7 separate regions of the Homo sapiens genome follow, and all the other regions are linked to region 1. A link is a contact called in ENCODE Hi-C or POLR2A ChIA-PET data. All regions are on one chromosome and are shown on one strand. The core of a region is the stretch at or near the end of the contact, and the rest is flanking DNA. Distances in the headings are between cores, read along the strand shown.

Region 1 (2,838 bases), core at 45-2,544:
CTGCACTCCAGCCTGGGCGACAGAGCAAGCCTCCGTCTTGAAAGAAAAAAATGTTTGGCCGGGCGCGGTGGCTCACGCCTGTAATCCCAGCACTTTGGGAGGCCGAGGCAGGCGGATCACCCGAGGTCAGGAGTTCAAGACCGGCCTGACCAACATGGAGAAACCCTGTCTCTACTAAAAATACAAAATTAGCCGGTCACAGTGGCGCATGCCTGTAATCCCAGCTACTCAGGAGGCTGAGGCAGGAGAATTGCTTGAACCCGGGAGGTGGAATGCAGTGAGCTGAGATCGGGCCATTGCATTCCAGCCTGGGCAACAAGAGCGAAACTCCGTCTCAAAAAAAAAAAAAAAGAAAGAAAAAAATGTTTATAAAGTGTGCTTGTACACGTAGATGTTTACCACAAACGACTGAACTAATGTTGTCCGGTCTCAGTAAAACAGTCTATAGCTGACTGCAACCATATTGATCAGGCAGGAGTTGCAGCAGGCAGCACCGCCGGAGCTCTTTAGGGTTCCCCATCAATAAAATGGGGGTTGTCATCCTACCTAGCTCTTGGGATTTTGGTGGATTAATCGATTCATATAGTGTGCTTAAAACGGTGCTCCATAAATGTTAGCTAATGTTGGCCCGTAGTAGTCCAAGATCTAAAGAAAACGCACCAGAAGGCAGGACATAGGGAACCAGTTAGGAAAAAATCAGATCCTGTCTTCAGTGAAGCACTTACGTCCTGACATACTTTCCCGAAATGGCCCCACCAAAGGGGACCTCCTCCCGAGCTTAGCCCGGGATCCAGTACCTGAGTCGTCCCCCGCGCTGAGACCCTGGACACCAGCCTCCGAATGTGAGCCAGGCAACTGGCGCGGAATCGACACGACGGCGATCGAGGCTTCAGGAGGCTGTAGCTCCATGGAGGCGGATCCTGCACACAGGTTTGGGGTGTGTGGGCAAGGGGCAGCTCAGAACAGGGTTAGAGGGTAGGCAGTCGTGACCGTCAGTCCAGGATCGCCGTGAGGCAGTGATCTCACCGCTCCTGCCACATGCACTGGGTGAGAAAACCAAGCCGCAATGCGGTCGGTGAGCCAGCACGCTCCCGTAGGACGCATGCGCGCCTTTTTCGCGCCGCAAGTTCAGGTGGCGCTTTGTCTACGCCCTCCTTCCCTGGAACTCTCTACCCACAACTCCCCGGGGTCGCATGCGGTCAACGTATGCGCGTGCGCTCGCCGTAGCCCCGCCCCCAAATCCCGTGGGCCTCTGCGGCATGGTATTTAATCGTCTCCCCGGGGAGATTCGTTCTCATTTTTCTACTGCTCGTGGTAAGTGGCTTCGTGGTCTTTATAGCTGTTACTCTTTTGTACTTTGTCTTTTTCTTTTATTTTCTTTTGAGCGATTGTGCGAACATAGCATAGCACGCACTATGCCTTCTGTGTTGTAGCTGCCTGGCCAGGGCGACTGGCGGATAAGGTCTTGTGCGTGGCCTCGAGGCTTAAAAGTAGCAGTGGGGCTTTGTGAAGGACAAAATGGCGATGGCGGGCCGTGTAGGTCCCCCTTCCTATGATGAGGACCTTTTCACAGACCTGTACTGAGCTCCGTGAGGATAAATAACTCTGAGGAGATGGGCCCTGCAAGCCTCTTGCTTAGCCGTCTGTTCAGAAAATAGCGTTTTCGAAATGCCCTGAGTTGACCTAATGTCTTATTGGGCTCCTGTCTGCAGGATTTACGCGCACGTTGGAACCGAAGAGAGCTCTGTTGTTGCAGTAAGTTCTTACGGCCATTTCTTAATCTCTGCTCTTTCGTTGAGTGTGTGGAAGTTGCTACGGGGATGATTTTACGAACTGAACTCTCTCTTTCTGATGGATTAGTGGAGAAAACAGAAAATTCTGAGTAGCACTGTACTGTACGCAACAAATGTCAGGGCCCTATTGATTTGTCTGAGGTGTTAGTGAAGGGTGTTATTTTTTCAGATGTTCAGCCCACAAGAGCTTACTGGTGAAGGAATGGGACAAGACCCATCTTTATGCAAAGCCAGCGTTACAGTAATGTTCCAGGTAGGTGTACATGGTTTATGCTCTTACAGAGGAGACCTTGTAGATAACCACTCCATGATGAACACAAAATGACAAGCATATGGCTGAACTTTCAAGTGATGTCATCTTACTACTGAGAAGTGAGAGAGAGGTCTTAAGGGGTCTTTGAATGACTATTTTTAGGTACATAAAATGCTTTCCTCTGTTGTCTACAGCATCTCATAATCTATCCTGGGGAATTCAGCTGCCTCCCAGGGTGAATACAGGTAATTATCCAAATTGGTGTATGTCATCTTTGTAAATGTTCAAGAAAACAAGTGGCCGGCGGAACAATGTTTTTTGGCGCCTTCCATCTTGTTCCTCTTGAAATGATTTTCTGGGGAGGGAGATCGCAACCCGGTACTACAGTTCTTGTAAGGGTGTGCTGTTACCCTCATCCATATATCGATCACGTTACTGTCAGATGATTTGAATTGATAAGCTGATGTTCTGTGAGGTACAAAAGTTAATAGCATGTTAGAGTTCTGATGGCAGTTGTTGTTTATGAATAAGCTTCATTCCATCCTAATACCTTAAAATAACTAATTTGCTTTCCTTTCCAGGTATTCCTGATGACAGTCTGCCTCTATCTTACAGTAAGTTGTTTTTCGAATTCTATGGGCCTATTATCTAATAGATAACTTAGCCATTTTGATATTTGTTACCAAAGCCTGCTTAACCCATAAAGTTTTCTGGTTCCTCTTGTTCTCTGTAGTGATGTTTCTAGATAGATGCCCACTGATATATGCCCCTTTTTTCTCAGATAGATGCCCA
Region 2 (2,700 bases), core at 27-2,526, 1.0 Mb after region 1:
GAACTTGGTAAGCCCCTTCCCCATTTCGAACCTCAATTTTCTTATCTATAAAATGAAGAATTTGGATGGAATGAATTAATCCTTTTCTACCAGAAATCTAGCCATATTTCACCTAGTCTATTCTGTATCACCCTCTCCTGACTCCTACGTGCTCAGAATCTAGCTCAGTGCTTGGGACAGTTATGTTTCCTTTCCCTTTGAAGTGCCCAAATACCAGTGTAATGAGAAATATGGCAGAGCCTGAGAGTTCAGAGCACAGGCCAGGGTCAAATCTCAGCCCTCCACTTACAAGCTGTGTGACAAAATAACCTCCCCCGGGCTCAGTTTCTTCACTGTAAATTAGGTTAATTGTTCCAACCTCATAGGGTTGTTAGGAGAATTAAATGAGTTAAGGTTTGCAAAACGCTAAGAACAGTGCCTGGCACACAGTAAGTGCTTTATAAAGTGTTTGTTGAATAAATAAAATTTTGGACCTAAACTCTGGGTCTCTTCAGGACTGCAACAGCTTTGTAACTGGCAACCCCACTTTTAGGTGCGTTCCCACTCCTCTAAAACCCAGAGATCTAAATGCCAAATCTCTCTGCTTAAAAAGTCTCCCAGGGCTCCTAGGCGCCTCCAGGCTAGAACAGAAATGCCTCAGCTTGAAGACCCAGGCTTTTCAGGTGAAACACCTAAGGGTCAGGAGACGCTAGGATCATCACTCAAGGATCCCAGTGAATTTTTCCAAAATACAATAAAAATAAAAACAAAAAGAGGCAAACAGGGTTATAAAAATTGTGGGGCATTTTAAATGTTTCATTGAACAAATTAAAGCATTAACAGCCCTCCCCCAACCACCACCAAGCCCAAGAGACCGTAAATATGCTGTTCACAAGATAACTGCAACTTTCAAGGGCTCTCAGGCTGCTACTTCGGGCAGCACAATTGGCGGCACGACGTGGCAAGCAGGCAGTAGTTTCCAACCCTGGAGGGTCAGCGTCTGGAGACCCCGGCCAAGGCATCCACAGCCTAAAGATGATGTCCGCGACCGCCCGGGCAGCCTCGTGCACGGAAAAACCTCAACCCCGGCCCCGCCCACCCTTCCTGCGGCCACCCCGCAGCCCTGGCCCCTCAGTCCATTCACTCCTGCAGCGCGGCCCCGCACCCAGGGCCTGCACTAGAACCGCTGTTCCTACCGCGGCGCCCCCTGGGAGCCAACGCCGCGATGCCCGCCTGACGTCAGGAAGTCGAATCCGGCGGCGACGCCTTTAGGGAGCCCGCGAGGGGGCGCGTGTTGGCAGCCCAGCTGTGAGTTGCCCAAGACCCACCGGGGGACGGGATCTCGCTCCCCGCGCCACGAGGCTCGGCCAATGGGAACGCGCGCTGCGAGGCCCGCCGGTCTGCCCTGCGGTGCTGAAAACCCGGCGCGCAGGCGGCTGGCTCTGGGCGCGCGCCAGCAAATCCACTCCTGGAGCCCGCGGACCCCGAGCACGCGCCTGACAGCCCCTGCTGGCCCGGCGCGCGGCGTCGCCAGGCCAGCTATGGCCCCCGACCCGGTGGCCGCCGAGACCGCGGCTCAGGGACCTACCCCGCGCTACTTCACCTGGGACGAGGTGGCCCAGCGCTCAGGGTGCGAGGAGCGGTGGCTAGTGATCGACCGTAAGGTGTACAACATCAGCGAGTTCACCCGCCGGCATCCAGGGGGCTCCCGGGTCATCAGCCACTACGCCGGGCAGGATGCCACGGTGAGCGCAGCCAGGCGGGGGCACAGGAGAGGGCGGGACCGGAGGCTGAGTGCAGGGGAGACAGAGTTACGCACTCCGAGCCAAACACCGACTAATTCGGAGGAAAGCCCGGAGGCGCCTGATCATACCTGTTGCCCGGTGATTGGGTGTCCTGCGGATGCGGGATGAAAAGGCGGGAGAGAGGCCTGGAGAAGTGGAGTCTGGGGAGTGGGGATGGAGGCCAACAACACGCACACACAAACAAAGGGTCCCGCCTCCCTGCCGTGCATTCCATCTGCAGCCCCGAGCCTCAGGTCTCTGGGCGGGGACAGAACCCCGAGCTGGGTAGGCTAGGAGGGAGGAGAGCAAGGATGCAGGCCGCCTGGGGAGGGAGGGGGTCAGTGGCCAGGGGAGGGAGTCACATCCTGTCTCGATGGCTAGGAGAGGCAGCGCAGCCGCGTCTGGACCTAGGTGCCGGTCTCCACTCGCCAGCAGGAGCGGAGAGGGAGCAGGAAAGGAGCCCATTCTCGAGGATGGGGCTGAAACGGGAAGCTTGGGGAGACCGCTGCCTTGGGGACCCCTGCGTCGTGTGAAGACTGGAGGACGCGGAAGGGACAGCGCTGGCCGGGGAGGGCAAGCGGCCGCTGGCGTACATAAGGGATTGGGAATGGCATACACTTAGCGAGGACCCCCAGAGCTGTTCTCGAATCGCCGGGGAGGCCACTGAGCCGCAGGCCAGCGAGGTCTTCAGCTATTCCGCGGAGCGGACCGCTGTTTACGCTCTGGGGCGGTAGGCCCTTCGCGGGGTCCTGTCCCTTCTTCCCTTGGTCTCACTGCGGGGTCGGCGCGCGCCCCAGCCCCAGGCCTGCTGCTTCCCTTTCTAGACCACAGCCCTCAGAGCTAAGGCCCCGGCGCCTCTCTGCTGGGTTGGAGTCCTGGGGACTCAGTCCTAGGGACTCGAAAGTCGGGGCGTTCCCTTCACCGCGTTTCCCCCTTG
Region 3 (2,754 bases), core at 118-2,617, 1.3 Mb before region 1:
CTGCTACAAGAGACCAAAGGCTCAGCTCTGTAGCTCACACCAAAAAAAGGATGGTAGTCACTAGTCCATCGAGATGTCTTATTTAAGGGGAGAGTGTGGGCGATCTTAGTTTTATGGCCCTGAAGTAAGAACCAGATACCAGGTATAGTTTCAGAATTGTCACCCCCAAGTGTTATGGGCCCGGAGCGAAGACAGTAGTACTCCCGAGCGGGAGGATGATTTCTCGGAGGTTGGTAGAGGTTTCTTGGAGGTTGTTTTGTCCTTTTTCTTCCGATGAATCATTACAGCTCAATGACAGCTTCAAATCGAACAAAACCTCTAGGCCTTTCATAACCGCAAGCTACTGAGGACATAACCAAGTCACTGAAAGGAAGCAGCAACCGCTTCAAACTCGGCCCCTCAAATGCTCAGTAGAGGCCCATAACTTCCAGCGGTTGATCTCTGTAAATTGTCTACAACCACCCCCGGGTCGTCAGAAACCCATCTTTCAGACCCACCTTTCGGAAGTGTTGGTCCTCGGTCACTCGACAATCACACACACAAGCATACAAAAAGAGGGGGAGGGGCCGCAATACATTTGTAAAACACTGTCAGAGATGGAATTCGTCCCAAGGACTTTTGCGGCACCCTTCCCTTTCCCGCATCAGGTAGAGTCGGTCTGTCGCTCCTCAGACCCCCGCTCAACGCTCTCCCACCCTGACCTTCTCAGATGTAGAAGAGTAACATTTGCCCCAACTGCATCCCAGGCTGCTAAGATCCTCGGCTACTCCCAGTGTATCCCCGTCCCCGCTCCCTGGATCCGTCCAAGTTCCTCGTGGCTAAGTCCCGAGCGGTTTCTCCGTCGGCCGTCTGAGATCTCCCGGAGGGCTACCTCGCGGGTGCGGACCCCGGCCCCCGGCCCACCTCCACCCCGCCCCCTGCGGCCCGCACCCTCCCCAACATGGCCCGCAGCCGCCCCCTCGGGACGCCTTCAGGGCCCGGTCGCGACCCCTCTTCCCGCCGCCGGCCGGACTCACCCAAGCTGTGGCCTCCGCCGGGCCCTCCTCGCCCAACCAGGGGGCGATGGGCGCTCCCCGCGGCCGGCCTCGCTAAAGATCCCGCTCCCGCCCGCCGCCCGCGGCCCTCACCTCCCCGCCGCCGCCCCGTCCGGCCCCAGCGCCGAGCTCCGGTCTCCTGGATCCGGCGCCCGCCCCGCCCCCCTACCGCGGCCTGGCCACCGCCGGTCCCCGAGCAGGCTCGGGGCCTCAGCCCGCCCCTCCCCCTTCACCTGCTCCATAGCGCAGCGCGGTCCGGAACCCCGTTGAATCGAATCCGTCCGCTCCGCGTTCCCAACCGCACGCGCCGCCTTCTGGAACCTACTAGAAGCTACCGGGACCCCGGCTCCCGCCCCTTCCTCGCCTGCTCACTGGTCGAGTTCTTCTAGGGGGAATGTCTGTGCTGCTCTACTATTGGCTTGAGGTCCAGCCCATCATCTCCACTTCCTTCTCATTGGACAGCGGGGAGTAATTCCCTCAACCCTGCCTCCCCCGCACCTCAGGATTGGGCGCTCCTCTATAAACCCACCCATCTCAGGCTCCACGAATGGAGGGAGGAGCGAACTTCTGCGACACGGATTGGTCTTTTGCACTGCCAATCGTAGCCGCGCTGGCCGCGCCCATTGGTTCTGATCGTTCTGGAAATTTCCACCTCTCCCATTGGGCTGCCGGACTCCATGTCGGAACCGCCTTCAGAATGAGAGCGATTCCAATTGGGCGGAGGGTTGCCAACTCTTTGCGCTGATTGGTTTAAATCGCTGCCCTTCAAAAGGCCGGGTTTCGCCCCGCCCCTGATATATGGGAGTACCGGCTGCAGTCGGGGTCTGTAGCTGTGTCGCCGGCGGCTGCGGGGCCTCTGGGTTGCTTTCCCTCTCGCTCCCGAGTGCCGCGAGTTCCAGGCGGTCCCCGGGATCGCCAGCGGCACAGGGCCCCAGCCCTTCGCCCGCGCATCGGGATGGGGGTCCTAGCCGGTGGGAGCTGCCTGTCCCTCGAGCGCCAGCTACCCGCGTTGTCCAGCGCTCCGGCCTCGGCCCGGCCCTCCTGCCTCCTGGCTGTTAGGTTCTGAATGTTCCGGAAATGCCACGTGACCGCGAGGGCGCTTGGGCTTGGGCTGGACAGGCCGGGGATCTCACCGCGGCGGGCCCGGCTGTCCCGCTTGGGCGTCCTCAGTGGAACCGCACACCCTTTCTCAGCGCGCCGGTCGTTTGGTCCTGTAGGGCCGAGGGGAATTCGTGCGGTGTTGAGCACGCGGGAAGCACTTAACGAAAGGGAGCTGCCCCTCAGCCCTCGTGAGTCCGATGTAAAGGAGTGAAGGAGACGAAGAACTGAATCAGTAGTTGACCGCCTGTGAGCTGGCGAGCTGTGCCCTGGTAGGGCCTTAAATCCCAGCCCCAGAAGTCGGAGGCAGGGCAGGCACCCCAAAGCGTGGAAGAGATGCACCTGCGGAGTGAAAATGCTGCTATTGCTTCTAGGGTCAGCCTTGGTTCCTGGAACAAAGGAGCCGCATGACTCGGGTCTGGCGATGATGTTGGGCTCTGCAGTGTCCTCATCCTTCCCCCTCTCTGGGTAATGATATCTTCCCAGGGTTTAAAGTGTGTCCTCTCTGCCAGTAGCTTGTCTCCACAGCCTCATCTTTAATTCCACCTGCCCCACCCATTTTGGACACTGCAGCCAAGTTGCAGCAGATCCGCAAACCTGGTAATCCCTCACTTGAAAGTGC
Region 4 (2,827 bases), core at 12-2,511, 1.1 Mb before region 1:
GGGCCGGGCATGGTGGCTCACACCTGTAATCCCAGCAATTTGGGAGGCCAAGGCGGGCGGATCACAAGGTCAGGAGTTAGAGACCAGCCTGACCAACATGGTGAAACCCCGTCTCTACTAAAAATACAAAAAATTAGCCGGGAGTGGTGGCGGGCGCCTGTGATCCCAGCTACTCGGGAGACTGAGGCAGGAGAATGGCTTGGCTTAAACCTGGGAGGCGGAGGTTGCAGTAAGCCGAGATCGCACCACTGCACTCCAGCCTGGGTGACAGAGCAAGACTCCGTCTCAAAAAAACAAACAACAAACAAAAAAAGCAAAGCCTGTATGTTAAGACCCAGGATCCTTGCATGGGCCAGTAACTCCAAAACGATACCTATCCTTCCTTGCCTGAAAACCCCCTCCCAGGCCGGGCGCAGTGGCTCACGCCTGTAATCCCAGCACTTTGGGAGGTTGAGGCAGGCGGATCACGAGGTCAAGAGATCGAGACCATCCTGGCCAACATGGTGAAACCCCGTCTCTACTAAAAATACAAAATTTAGTTGGGCATGGTGGCACGCGCCTGTAGTCCCAGCTATTCGGGAGGCTGAGGCAGGAGAATCGCTTGAACCCGGGAGTCGGAGGCTGCAGTGAGCCGAGATCGCGCCACTGCACTCCAGCCTGGCGACAGAGCGAGAACCCGTCTCAAAATAAATAAGTAAAATAAAATAAAATAAAATAAATAGCAGTAACAACCATTTTCGTCGCTGACAGCGTCAGGCATCCCCCAGTGAACCAACGAGAAAATGGGCTCAGAGCGGCTAAAGAAGTCGGCAGGAGGCGGCGCAGCGAGGAGGCGACAGGAGAGGGAGGGCCTGACAGGACCAGACCCGAGATCCTGGGGCTGTGGGGAAAGACCTAACGCCGACAGCCCCGACTGTCGCCCGGGCACTGTCCCCGTCGTTCGCGCCCTCCAGACATGCCCAAACCGGCACTGCTGCTCCCCGCTACGCTGCGGGGCGCGAGGCATTCTCAGGACCACCTGAGGTCAGCTAGGCAGAAGGGGTCAGCCCACGGCGCCTCCCGCGCTCTTCCAGGCCCGTTCCTCACCATGATCCCAAGCTTCCCCTCCGGCGGCAACGAATGGATCTTGGCGCGCGGCACTGGGAGCCGCCGGGCCGAGCCTGTCAAGCCCCGCAGCAGCAGCGGCGTCAGGACGGACATGATGGCACGGAGTACACCACAAAAAACGGTCAGCCGTAGCCCAAGGTCAGGAAGCCAAAATGGCTGCGCTGGCCGGAAGTTCTGGAGCTGGGGAAGCAGGGAAACTGCGGCGCGGAAGTCTCTCGGAAATGACGCAAGAACACACCTCCCACAGCCCTTGGCAGTTTTTGGCGCGTTCCTCGAAACAGCCAATTGACACCTTCCTACGCTATGGGCGGAGCACAAAAGGGCTCTTCTTCGAGTTATGTTCCGCCTCCAAGGCTTATACTTGTGAATGACATCTGGGGCCACCCAATCATGTACGCGAGAAGCCTAAACTGTTCTTGACTCCTCCCTTCATTCATACTGTTAAATCTCTCTCTATTCAGGCTGGGCGTGGTGGCTCACGCCCGTAATCTCAGAACTTTTGGGAGGCCGTCTGTACTAAAAAAAAAAAAGTACGGGCTGGGCGCGTTGGCTCACGCCTCTAATCCCAGCACTTTGGGAGGCCGGGGCGGGTAGATCATCTGAGGTCAGGAGTTTGACACCAGTCTTGCCAGCATGGTGAAACCCCATCTCTACGAAAAATACAAAAATTGGCCGGGCGCAGTGGCTCACGCATGTAATCCCAACACTTTGGGAGGCCGGGGCCGGTAGATCATCTGAGGTCAGGAGTTTGAGACCAGTCTTGCCAGCATGGTGAAACCCCATCTCTACGAAAAATACAAAAATTGGCCGGGCGCAGTGGCTCACGCTTGTAATCCCAACATTTTGGGAGGCCGAGGCGGGTGGATCACCTGAGGTCAACAGTTCGAGACCAGACTGGCCAACATGGTGAAACCCCGTCTCTACTAAAAATACAAAAATTAGCTGGGCATGGTGGTGGGCGCCTGTAATTCCAGCTACTCGGGAGGCTGAGTCAGGAGAATTGCTGAACCCAGGAGACGGAAGTTGCAGTGAGCCGAGATTGAGCCATTGCAGTCCAGACTGGGCCACAAGAGCGAAACTCCATCTCAAAAATAAAAAACAACAATAAAAAAAGTTCGAAAGCAGCCTGGCCAACATGGTGAGACTCCATCTCGACTAAGAATACAAAAAATAGCCAGGCATGGTGGTAGATGCCTGTAATCTCAGCTACTAGGGAGGCTGAGGCAGGAGAACTGCTTGAACCCGGTAGGCAGAGGTTGCAGTGAGCTGAGATCACGCCACTGCACTCCAGCCTGGGCGACACAGCAAGACTCCGTCTCAAAAAAAAAAAAAAAAAAAAATCTCTCTATTGAGAGTCCCCTCCTCTCCACCAGGCCTCCGTCGTTTTTGTTGAGAATTCCTGACACTGACCTAGTAACCAAACCTCCCTCAATTACTATTACACTCTTCAATTCCAGTTACCATGCTGGAGCAGCCAACTTCCCTTCCTTCCTACCCTATCACTCTCTCTCCCTCCCCCATCCCTTCCTTCTTGGTTTTTTAAACCTAAATCTGACCAAGTCATATACTTTCAGTGGCTCCCCATTGCTTCCTAGTCAAAATCCCAATTCCCGGATGTCACTGTCCAGCCTCAACTCTCAAAACTCTTCAATATTCCACACCTTCGACCCTGCTCTCTGATTTCCACCAACAAGCCTTTTGTTGCATTCAAAATGCACTC
Region 5 (2,724 bases), core at 225-2,724, 1.4 Mb before region 1:
CCAGCCCAGACCTGTAGAATTCTGGCAAGTCCTACCCCCTCCCTTCATGTCTACCACCCTGTCCAGGTCAACCTCACTCACCTCATCACAGATCTCCTGAAGGACACTGGAAAAGAGTTCATGTACCACCAGCTGCCCAGCGAGGTCCTGGTGCTGGGGGCTGCCACCAGGGCACAGGGCCTGTGAGAGGTCAGGCTCAGCCCCTGCTCCCCACCTCTTCCCCCTGCCCCATCTCAGGACCAGCAAGCCTATACCTGCTGGCCTTGAGGGTCTGATGTGGCACAGTGTAAGAGAGTTAGTGATCCTGAGTCTGGTGTCCTTTCCCTGACAGACAACCAGAGGTCCAGCTTCAAAGGAGATACACAGGGGGCAGGGGTGGAGTAGGGCATCTTCTTCCTGTGCCCAATCTTTCCTCCCGTGTTTTCTAGTTTCTCACAGGACTGGGGCAGGGGTCAGTGGGGAGGCAGGTGGACTGCCCTGAGCAAACTTCCAGAGAAATACCAGGCCAATTTTCCCTTTAAGGAATGAGGAAACCAAAGCTGGGAGGATTGGGAGGGTGGAGAGCTGCAGCTCCCTTGAGCTGTCTGGGTCTTTGTGCCCAGCCTGGAATCTCACCTGAGGCTCAGGGTGCCCACCAGGTACGTCCACCAGCCCAGGGGCCTCAGCCACCTGCCGGGAGCGGCGCAGGAAGACAAGGAAGTCATCGGCTGTGGCTAGTGCAGCGCCCACCCCCAGTGGGTCCGCCAGATAGGCCTGCGTGTCACCCCAGTCGGTGGCACCCTGCTGTCGCAGCCAGGCAGCTGAGCTGGACCAGTTGGTGCCCAGGAAGTCTCGGTAGGAAGTAAGGCCCAGGCGCAGGAGCAGCTGTGGCCCCCGAGAGCCAATAGGCGCCAGGGTGGCTGAGTGCAGGCGGAACTTGGGGGCGTCGAAGAGCCAGGGTTGGGCCTTTAGCCGGGTCTCCCAGATGGCAGTGATGGCCTCGTCCCCACCTGGCAGTGGGCGACGGTCATGGGCGGGGCTCAGCTCGGCCTGTATCTGCTCCTGGGGCAGGCCCCCGCCAGGGCACTGCAGCAGCAAGGTCACCTCAGGATCCATGGTCTGAACGGGGCAGCTCTGGGGGAGGATACGGCCAGGCCTGTCATCCAGGGGGGCCACTACCACTCCTGGGCTGCGCAGCTAGCCCCCTCTGTCGCAGACCTCCTGAGGGTATCCGCAGCGCTTCTCCACCCCCCTGACCACTCCTTGGGCAGTAAAACGTGCCATCTTCCCCGCAGGAGCCCCGAGTCCCGCAGGGTATCCAGGACGCCCGGGCATCCCTACCATCCAGAGGTCTTGGGTTCAGGCGCCCCAAATGCCCATGTCCCCCAAACCCAGGGGTCTGCCTCCGACCCGGGGCGCGCGGGGACCCCTTTCCAGGGCCCGGAAGCTCCAGCCTCCAGCGGGCGCTCACCAGCCGCCGGGTCCCTCAGGCTCCGCCCCTTCCCCGAAGCGGAAGTGCCCGCCCCCTTTCCACGCGGCTTTTCATTGGCGGGTCCGCCGCGGTCGAGGATCCTGGAGGTTTGTCCCCGCCGCCCCGACGCTTCCGCCCGGTCCGTCGGCACGTCGGCCCTGCCTCCCGGACCACCCTGCGGGGCGCACCAGCGATCTGGGGTGCGGGGCTCGGCCTCCCTGCGCTCCTGGCTGACCGTGTGACCTTGGGCAAGTCTGGCCTGCTGGGCCTTAGTTTCCCTCTCTGCAGCAGGGACTTGGGGGTGGTGAACTTAATGAGCCGTATACTCCCACCCAGCGCTCACTTCCTGAGGCTTTGTGACTTTCTGGGAGGGATGGGGACGTGGAAGGGGCCTTAAAGCAGTCCCCCCTCGTCACTGCCCCCCACAGGTCTTAACCATGAACTTCTCTGGAGGAGGGAGGCAGGAAGCAGCAGGGTCCAGGGGTAGAAGGGCTCCCAGACCCCGAGAACAGGTGCGCGCCTCCTCCCCACCCCCTCCCACCAGTCCAGGCTCCCTGGGAGTTGCTGGGGGGCGGAGCTGAAGGGTCCTACTATTCCTGGAGACCACTGGCACTCCTTTCTCTCTGGGCTCTCTCTGCAGTGGGTCATTGAGGGTTCAGGATGGGCAGTAGGGCAGGGTCACCATGGAGACTAGGGGCCACCGCTGGGTTCTTTCAGGACCGAGACGTGCAGCTGTCCAAGGCTCTGTCCTATGCCCTGCGCCATGGGGCCTTGAAGCTGGGGCTTCCCATGGGAGCTGGTAAGTAGGGGCCTTGGAGGCTGGGGCTTGAGCCCAGAGAGAAACGTGAGCCTGTCTGCGACTCCTCCCTGATGGCTGCCTCCACCGCTCCCTGAGGAAGGCACAGAGTGCACTTCCTCCCCATGCACAGAGGAGAGCAAGGCCTAGAGCCCCTGTCATGTCCACAGCAGACTGAGGAGAGTTCTTGTCTGGGCCAGGCCTGGTGACCGCCCCCTCCAGCCAAGCAGCCAGATCAGCACTTACCCCGAGGGCGAGCCCTGGAGGATACGGTGCAGCTGGTGGTGTGAGTGTGCACTCCGGGCCAGCGCTATGCTGGGCACTCACCTCCCTGCCCCTCCGTGAGGCAGATCCTCTTTTTATGTAAGTTGAAAAAACTGCGGCCCAGAAAGGGGAGACTTTCTAAAGGTCCCACAGAGGATGCCCAAGCGATCTCCAAGCCCAGACTTTGTTTCGGTTGCCTGTGGCTCCCTGTTAA
Region 6 (2,700 bases), core at 157-2,656, 1.1 Mb before region 1:
TCGGGCTCCAAAGTCAGGGTTCCCTTAAGGTGATGGAAATTCCATGTAAATACTAATATAGGCCTGTGTGGTGGCTCACGCCTGTAATCCCAGCACTTTGGGAGGCCTAGGCGGGTGAATCACGAGGTCAGGAGTTCGAGACCAGCCTGGCCAACGTGGTGAAACCCTGTCTCTACTAAAAATACAAAAATGAGCCGGGCATAGTAGCGGGCGCCTGTAATCCCAGCTGCTGGGGAGGCTGAGGCAGGAGAACCGCTTGAACCCAGAAGAAGGAGGATGCAGTGAGCCGAGATCGCGCCATTGCACTCCAGCTTCGGCGACAAGAGCAAAACTCCATATCAAAAAAAAAAAAAAAAAAAAAAAAAAAGAATACAGCCAATACTAGGAAAAGCGTTATCTTTTTAGGAGGGTGACTGATACTGCTGTAATTGAGACTTAGTAAGGTGAACGCACAGAAACTTGCAAATAACTTCTGCCCTACCCTATATCCCGGGAAAGTAAACTAAAATGCACCTCCAGGCTGCCGGCACGGAACAAGTGGTCAATATCCATCCGCGGCTGGGCCGCCGCCCCCGCCTCCCCGCATCTTCCCCGCACACCTGCACAGCCCTCCCCTTGCAAAAAACACCTGCACTACCAAAACCCCTAACAACCCAAGCGGTCGTAAGAACCATTTCATTGCAACCAGGAGGCGTCGAAGGCAGGAGTCTATGGGAAAGGAAGGCTGTGTTTATCAGGAGCAGCAGGAACCTGGTGGAGAGGTTTCGAAAGAGTGTAGGGGAACCGGCTTCGCTGAGACTCGAGTAACGGGAAGGGCAGTGGACTGGGATTCGGGAGGCCCAAGGTGGGGTCTGACGCCCCCGACAATATGACCTTGGCTAGGCGCCTTCTTTCCTCTGGGCCTCAATTCCCTCCAAGCCAGGGTTGACCTCGGATGTGAAAAGCGACGAAGCTGGTGACAGCCAGGTGATGAGTGACCCTGGGGGAGCGGGAAGCTAACCCCAGGGTCCCCGCGGGGGACGGTGGTGGGGAGGCCAGTAACGGGTCCGCGAAGCAGGAAGGGGCGGGCGTGACGCTGGGGGCGCCGAGGGGGTGGGGCCCCGGACCAGGGGCTCTCCAGAGGATTCCCGGGCTAGGCCTAGCGTAGGGACCCTTAGAATGGGGGAGTCGGGTCATGTGGGGGTCAGGGGTCACGTGAGGCTGGAGGGGGTCGGGGTCACGTGAGAGGGGGGTTTAAGAACAAAGGGGGCGAGGGTAGCGAGGAGCGCCCCTGGACCTCCCATCTCCTCTCTCTGCCTCACTCACCCCCATAGCGGCGGCGACAACGCTCAGCTTCTTCTTCACACACTTGCCGGCAGGGAGGCGGCAACGGCGGTGGCTGCAACAGCGGCGGCAGCAGAGCGGACGGCCCTGCAACGCGCATGCGCCTCGCAGCTTCCCCCCCCCCCCCCGCCCAACCGCGCGCCCTCGTACCGCGCCGGCGCAGAACCGGCGCAGGGCAGCGGTGAGCCGGCGCGCAGGTGGAGCGCCCGCTAGGCTGGCCGAGGGTCTCCGACCAGGAGGAGGCGGGAGCGCGGAGGAGCGTCGCGCCGGGAATGACGTGCGGCCAGAGCCCGCCCCCTCGCAGGGCTGCGTCTGTAACTATGGCAACGGCGGCGCCAGGCCTGGCTGCTCACCCAGGCCGTGAGTCGCGCGCCGCTGGGGGCCGGGTGGTTGGCAGCACCTCCCCTGCGGCCAGCGACTCCTTGGCCCCGCGCGTAGCAGCCGGCGGCACAGCCACCTTCCCAGGCGGCCAATCGCGTCTCGACCTCTAAAGTACCTGCCCCTCCAGAGCCCTAGCGCGCGTAGCGGAAGTCTTTGGAAACTTTCCCACCTTCCAGATCTTGACTCTTGAAATTCCTTTTCTAACCAGAGTCCTGTTACTCATTCATTCGTCTTCTAACCATTCATTCCCCCTCATTCATTCACGTTCTCAATAAAAATTAACTCGCATCTACGCGGTGCTGAGCCCAGGGGGCACAGAGAGGAGCGAGGTGCCATCTCAGCGCCACACCTCAGGGTTTAGAGGGGAGACGGGCACGTAAGCACTGTTTAGGAGAGAGTGGACAGTGCTGTTAGCGTGAACACCAGGCATCCCGGAAAGTTTTAATTTCAACCCATCCCCAGCACACCGGAGTGACCCGCACGTGACCCGAATCCAAACCGCCGGGGGCGCTTCCGCAGTGTGCACACCTCTGCCAACCTCCCCCAGAATCTCCAGGGGTGGAGCCAGAGTCTTCACTTCCTAGTGCTCCCCAGGTAGGGAGCGAAAATTAGTGAAATGCTTCAAGACGAAAATTAGTGAAATGCTGCCCAACACTTAAGCTTCATGGACTTTTTCAGGTTTTGCTCATTATTCCATCTTTTTGTTTTTTTAAGAGACAGGGTCTCGCGGTCGCCCAGGCTGGAGTGCAGTGGTGCAATCACAGCTCACTGCAGCCTCGACCTCCTGGGCTCAAGCGATCCTCCCGCCTCAGCCTCCTGAGTAGCTGGGACTACAGGTGTGCACTACCATACGCAGCTCAATTTTTATTTATTTTTTGTTGAGATGGGGTCTCACTGTGTTACACAGACTGGTCCCAAACTCCTGGGCCCAAGCGATCCTCCCACTTTGGCCTCCCAAAGTGCTAGGATTACAGGCGTCAGCCACTGTGCTTAGCC
Region 7 (2,700 bases), core at 78-2,577, 1.4 Mb before region 1:
CCCCCACCCCCGGCAGGGAAGGAAGATGAGGAGCCCCCGTGTCACTAGCCCCGTGGTCCTCCATGACTGATACCACAGCTGCTCTGCTGTAACTTCCTGTGGGGGCAGGGCCTTCCCACCCAGGCTGGGCCTGTCACCAACCTGCTCAAAGCTTCCGCCAAGGGGAGGGAGCGTGGGGGCAGGCCCCTGGGTCACCTAGACCCCCTCAGACCTCAGCAATGTGACTTCAGCCTCGGCCCAGACAAGACCACTCCTTCTGCCCCTATTGGTGGCTGAATGGAGGATTGTGGCTGCGTCTGATCCTTAGCAGACCAGCTGCAGCAGAAGGGAGGGAGGGAAGAGGGTGGGAGGGAGAGGAAGTTGGGGAAATGTCTTTTTTGGAACCAAATGATTAAGCTAATGCCTGAGTCACCGTGACACCATTATCGGGAGCTGAGCAGCAGGGATGGCCCGGAAGTGCCCAGAGACACCCGTGGCGGCCGCCCATGGTGCCGAGTTCAGCAAGCGGGCAGCGGACACTCACTGATCTGCTCCACAATCTTCAGGAGCACCCCGCCGATGTGCGACTCCCCAGTGACCCGCAGGGTGACCGACTCGGCCTCTGGGTCCTCCTCTCCCACAAACACCCGCAGCTCCCATGACGAGTCGATGTAGTCCCCGGAGGCTGTCTTCATCCCCGCCATGGCTGCGGCTGCTGCTACAGAGAGTGTGGAAGGAGGCAAGGTGGGCAGGCCCTGGTAGGCCTCCGGGTTTGGGCAGAAGAGCTCTGTGATGCCCTGGACACACCCAGAGGAAAGCCGCTCATGAAGGAGGGCGGGAGTGAGCACCCAGGCCAGCACGCCCGTGGTACCCTCAGACTCTCTCTCCAGCGCTGGCGCTTGAGCCGCGAGGGCCCTCAGAGACCATGTAGTCCAATCCGCTCCCATCCTACAGGCGGGCAGACTGAGGCCGGGTAAGAAGGGGCTCACTCAGGACCACCGTGCTCAATGCCAGCCCACAGCTCACTCCCAGACCCTCAGGGGCAGCTGCCCACTCTGGCCATGGCTTCGTACCCAGGCCAGGAAGTAGTTCCGATCCTGGCCCACAGCTCAGATGCCAACATCACAAACCAGCCAAAGCCTCTCCGGGGAGGTGGAAAGTTCAGGCTGCCGCATGGCGAGAGGCAGGCTGGGCAGAGGCTGCAGGAGGATAAGGAAGAGAAGGGCCCAGGGTCCCAGTGAGGCCTGAGCTTACCTTTCCTGGCAAGGGCTGGGGGCTGCAGGTGGGTCTCGGGCTACACCCCTGTGGGCCGTGGGCTTCCTGCCCTCCTTTCTCTTTGGAGCTTCCTTCAGGGCAGCCCTTGCTTGTGCCTTATCACGAGCAGGGCGGGTTCAGCCCCTCCCCAGGGCGGGCTGGCGCTGGGTGCAGGAAGCACACTGCCAGCCCACAGAGGGTTCCAGGGGCCCCCCCACCTTTGTCCCCAGAGAGCACAGGAAGCTAGGGAGAGCGGGGCTTAGCGACTCAACACCATAAAAACGCCCCCTTCCTCATTTGGAGGGAAGCTCAGTGCAAACTCAACAAGTCCCCCGGCTGTGTGTGTTCAGGGCTAGGTCCACTTTTGTGGGAAGTGTCTGCCATCCTCAGCCTGTCACATGAGGTGGGGACCTTGGGCTTTGAAACATCACTGGGCTGCCGGAGGGAGAGCCCAGGAGTCGACAGAGTGTATCCAGGTTATTTGGGACTCACAGGTTAAATCGGCTCCAGCCTGGCTATCCCTATCAACCAAGGATCCCTCAAGGCCCCAGAGGGAAACAAGTCCATTTTGCAGTTTTTCCTAGCTCCGCGTAGGGCTACCTTCAAACTCATGAACTCAGACCTGCCAGGTGAACAAGTGAACAGTACTTGGCCCAGACCATCCACAACCTCCCGGGCCCTCAGGTCACCCAGCTCCAAACACGACCCCTCCACTGTGCTCCACTTGGATGAGCCTCCCCGAGTCCCCACGAGGCTCACTCCCATCAAGTCCCTGCTTAGGTGACACCTCAGGGGTCTCTGGTGGTCTATACCCTCCTGCTCATCACCTGCCCTAGGATGTGGACTTCAGTAGAGCAAGGCACGTCCGCCACCAGCTCTGCGCAGGACAGCGGCCTTTCCAGTGAACACACTGGGGTTGGAGCATGCAGGGTGGGCAAGCCTGGGGGCGGCAGAGTCCTGCCAATGGGGGAGGCTACCTGAGCATCGCCACTCAGATGGGGAAGGGGGCGGCCTGCCGGGGATTCCCAGGGGAAAAGAAAGCTGATGAAACTAACAGCAGGAAGTCCAGCCAGCTGCTAGTCTCAGCGCCTTCCTAGCCCAGAAAGCAGCACTCTTGGAGCAAATGAGGAAGTTTTACTCCTGCCCCAAAGGCCTCCCCAGTCCAGGAAGAGAGCTTTAGAAAACGCAGCTTGTTGCAACCATGGAAAAGTGTAATTAAAGCTTAGCACCCTAAGTTCTCAGGTAAGAGCCGTGCATTAAAACCATCACCCAGGCCGGGCGCGGTGGCTCACGCCTGTTAACCCCAGCACTTTGGGAAGTCCAGGCGGGTGGATCACGAGGTCAGGAGATTGAGACCATCCTGGCTAACACGGTGAAACCCCGTCTCTACTAAAAATACAAACAAACAAACAAACAAAAAATTAGCCGGGCGTGGTGGCGGGCGCCTGTAGTCCCAGCTACTCGGGA

Evidence for each region. A loop is a pair of places that touch in the nucleus more often than their neighbours do. ChIA-PET counts read pairs that join two places held with the same protein, here RNA polymerase II (POLR2A). Pooled maps may share reads with other maps.
Region 2: a loop to region 1 is called in a pooled map, with 7 times the contacts of the local background. The contact joins the promoter of FADS1 here to the promoter of SNHG1 in region 1. A Hi-C loop is called at or near these places in 2 of 37 single-sample maps with no recorded cell type and 7 of 50 pooled maps. POLR2A ChIA-PET finds 5 or more read pairs at or near these places in 5 of 52 experiments (A673, K562, PC-3 and 2 more).
Region 3: a pooled map shows a loop between it and region 1 (8-fold over the local background). The contact joins the promoter of STIP1 here to the promoter of SNHG1 in region 1. A Hi-C loop is called at or near these places in 7 of 50 pooled maps. POLR2A ChIA-PET finds 5 or more read pairs at or near these places in 8 of 52 experiments (CD4-positive, alpha-beta T cell, HEK293, K562 and 4 more).
Region 4: a loop to region 1 is called in a pooled map, with 5 times the contacts of the local background. The contact joins the promoter of COX8A here to the promoter of SNHG1 in region 1. A Hi-C loop is called at or near these places in 3 of 50 pooled maps. POLR2A ChIA-PET finds 5 or more read pairs at or near these places in 4 of 52 experiments (GM10248, MCF 10A, activated CD4-positive, alpha-beta T cell and 1 more).
Region 5: a pooled map shows a loop between it and region 1 (5-fold over the local background). The contact joins the promoter of NUDT22 here to the promoter of SNHG1 in region 1. A Hi-C loop is called at or near these places in 2 of 50 pooled maps. POLR2A ChIA-PET finds 5 or more read pairs at or near these places in 7 of 52 experiments (GM10248, GM12878, H1 and 4 more).
Region 6: a pooled map shows a loop between it and region 1 (6-fold over the local background). The contact joins the promoter of NAA40 here to the promoter of SNHG1 in region 1. A Hi-C loop is called at or near these places in 2 of 50 pooled maps. POLR2A ChIA-PET finds 5 or more read pairs at or near these places in 2 of 52 experiments (A549 and OCI-LY7).
Region 7: a loop to region 1 is called in a pooled map, with 4 times the contacts of the local background. The contact joins the promoter of FERMT3 here to the promoter of SNHG1 in region 1. A Hi-C loop is called at or near these places in 1 of 50 pooled maps. POLR2A ChIA-PET finds 5 or more read pairs at or near these places in 8 of 52 experiments (CD4-positive, alpha-beta memory T cell, GM10248, H1 and 5 more).

What each region holds. Positions count from the first base shown.
Region 1 is chr11:62,854,341-62,857,178 of GRCh38, reverse strand. SNHG1 (small nucleolar RNA host gene 1) reads left to right here and starts at 1,294. Exons shown (of 9, transcript NR_152585.1): 1 at 1,294-1,755; 2 at 1,963-2,046; 3 at 2,628-2,660. It overlaps SNORD28 (small nucleolar RNA, C/D box 28), which reads left to right and starts at 2,484; the gene lies at 2,484-2,558. SNORD27 (small nucleolar RNA, C/D box 27) reads left to right here and starts at 2,096; the gene lies at 2,096-2,167. SNORD26 (small nucleolar RNA, C/D box 26) reads left to right here and starts at 1,813; the gene lies at 1,813-1,887. It also overlaps SNORD25 and a transcript of SLC3A2 not described here. RefSeq lists enhancers at 1-238, 239-1,212, 1,181-1,360, 1,471-1,550, 2,188-2,838 and a silencer at 1,061-1,120.
Region 2 is chr11:61,815,579-61,818,278 of GRCh38, reverse strand. FADS1 (fatty acid desaturase 1) reads left to right here and starts at 1,276. Exons shown (of 12, transcript NM_013402.7): 1 at 1,276-1,724. The coding sequence starts at 1,350. It overlaps LOC124902680 (a long non-coding RNA gene), which reads right to left and starts at 259. Exons shown (of 2, transcript XR_007062696.1): 1 at 1-259. It also overlaps a transcript of FADS2 not described here. RefSeq lists silencers at 915-1,014, 1,355-1,554 and an enhancer at 2,075-2,700.
Region 3 is chr11:64,184,784-64,187,537 of GRCh38, reverse strand. It overlaps STIP1 (stress induced phosphoprotein 1), which reads right to left and starts at 1,367. Exons shown (of 14, transcript NM_006819.3): 1 at 1,268-1,367. The coding sequence starts at 1,276. LOC124902686 (a long non-coding RNA gene) reads left to right here and starts at 1,857. Exons shown (of 2, transcript XR_007062712.1): 1 at 1,857-2,754. RefSeq lists silencers at 1,155-1,214, 1,915-2,054 and an enhancer at 2,175-2,244.
Region 4 is chr11:63,973,054-63,975,880 of GRCh38, reverse strand. It overlaps COX8A (cytochrome c oxidase subunit 8A), which reads right to left and starts at 1,261. Exons shown (of 2, transcript NM_004074.3): 1 at 1,087-1,261. The coding sequence starts at 1,200. RefSeq lists an enhancer at 908-1,347.
Region 5 is chr11:64,225,024-64,227,747 of GRCh38, reverse strand. NUDT22 (nudix hydrolase 22) reads right to left here and starts at 1,474. Exons shown (of 6, transcript NM_032344.4): 1 at 1,321-1,474; 2 at 616-1,113; 3 at 82-180. The coding sequence starts at 1,095. It overlaps TRPT1 (tRNA phosphotransferase 1), which reads left to right and starts at 1,562. Exons shown (of 8, transcript NM_001033678.4): 1 at 1,562-1,698; 2 at 1,879-1,962; 3 at 2,168-2,249. The coding sequence starts at 1,888. RefSeq lists enhancers at 296-813, 814-1,333, 1,934-2,656 and a silencer at 1,359-1,768.
Region 6 is chr11:63,937,708-63,940,407 of GRCh38, reverse strand. It overlaps NAA40 (N-alpha-acetyltransferase 40, NatD catalytic subunit), which reads right to left and starts at 1,406. Exons shown (of 8, transcript NM_024771.4): 1 at 1,306-1,406. The coding sequence starts at 1,311. RefSeq lists silencers at 1,300-1,485, 1,415-1,494, 1,755-1,804 and enhancers at 1,525-1,664, 1,903-2,403.
Region 7 is chr11:64,205,348-64,208,047 of GRCh38, reverse strand. FERMT3 (FERM domain containing kindlin 3) reads right to left here and starts at 1,327. Exons shown (of 15, transcript NM_031471.6): 1 at 1,234-1,327; 2 at 524-697. The coding sequence starts at 683. RefSeq lists enhancers at 679-758, 1,079-1,158, 1,593-2,155, 2,059-2,318, 2,156-2,700.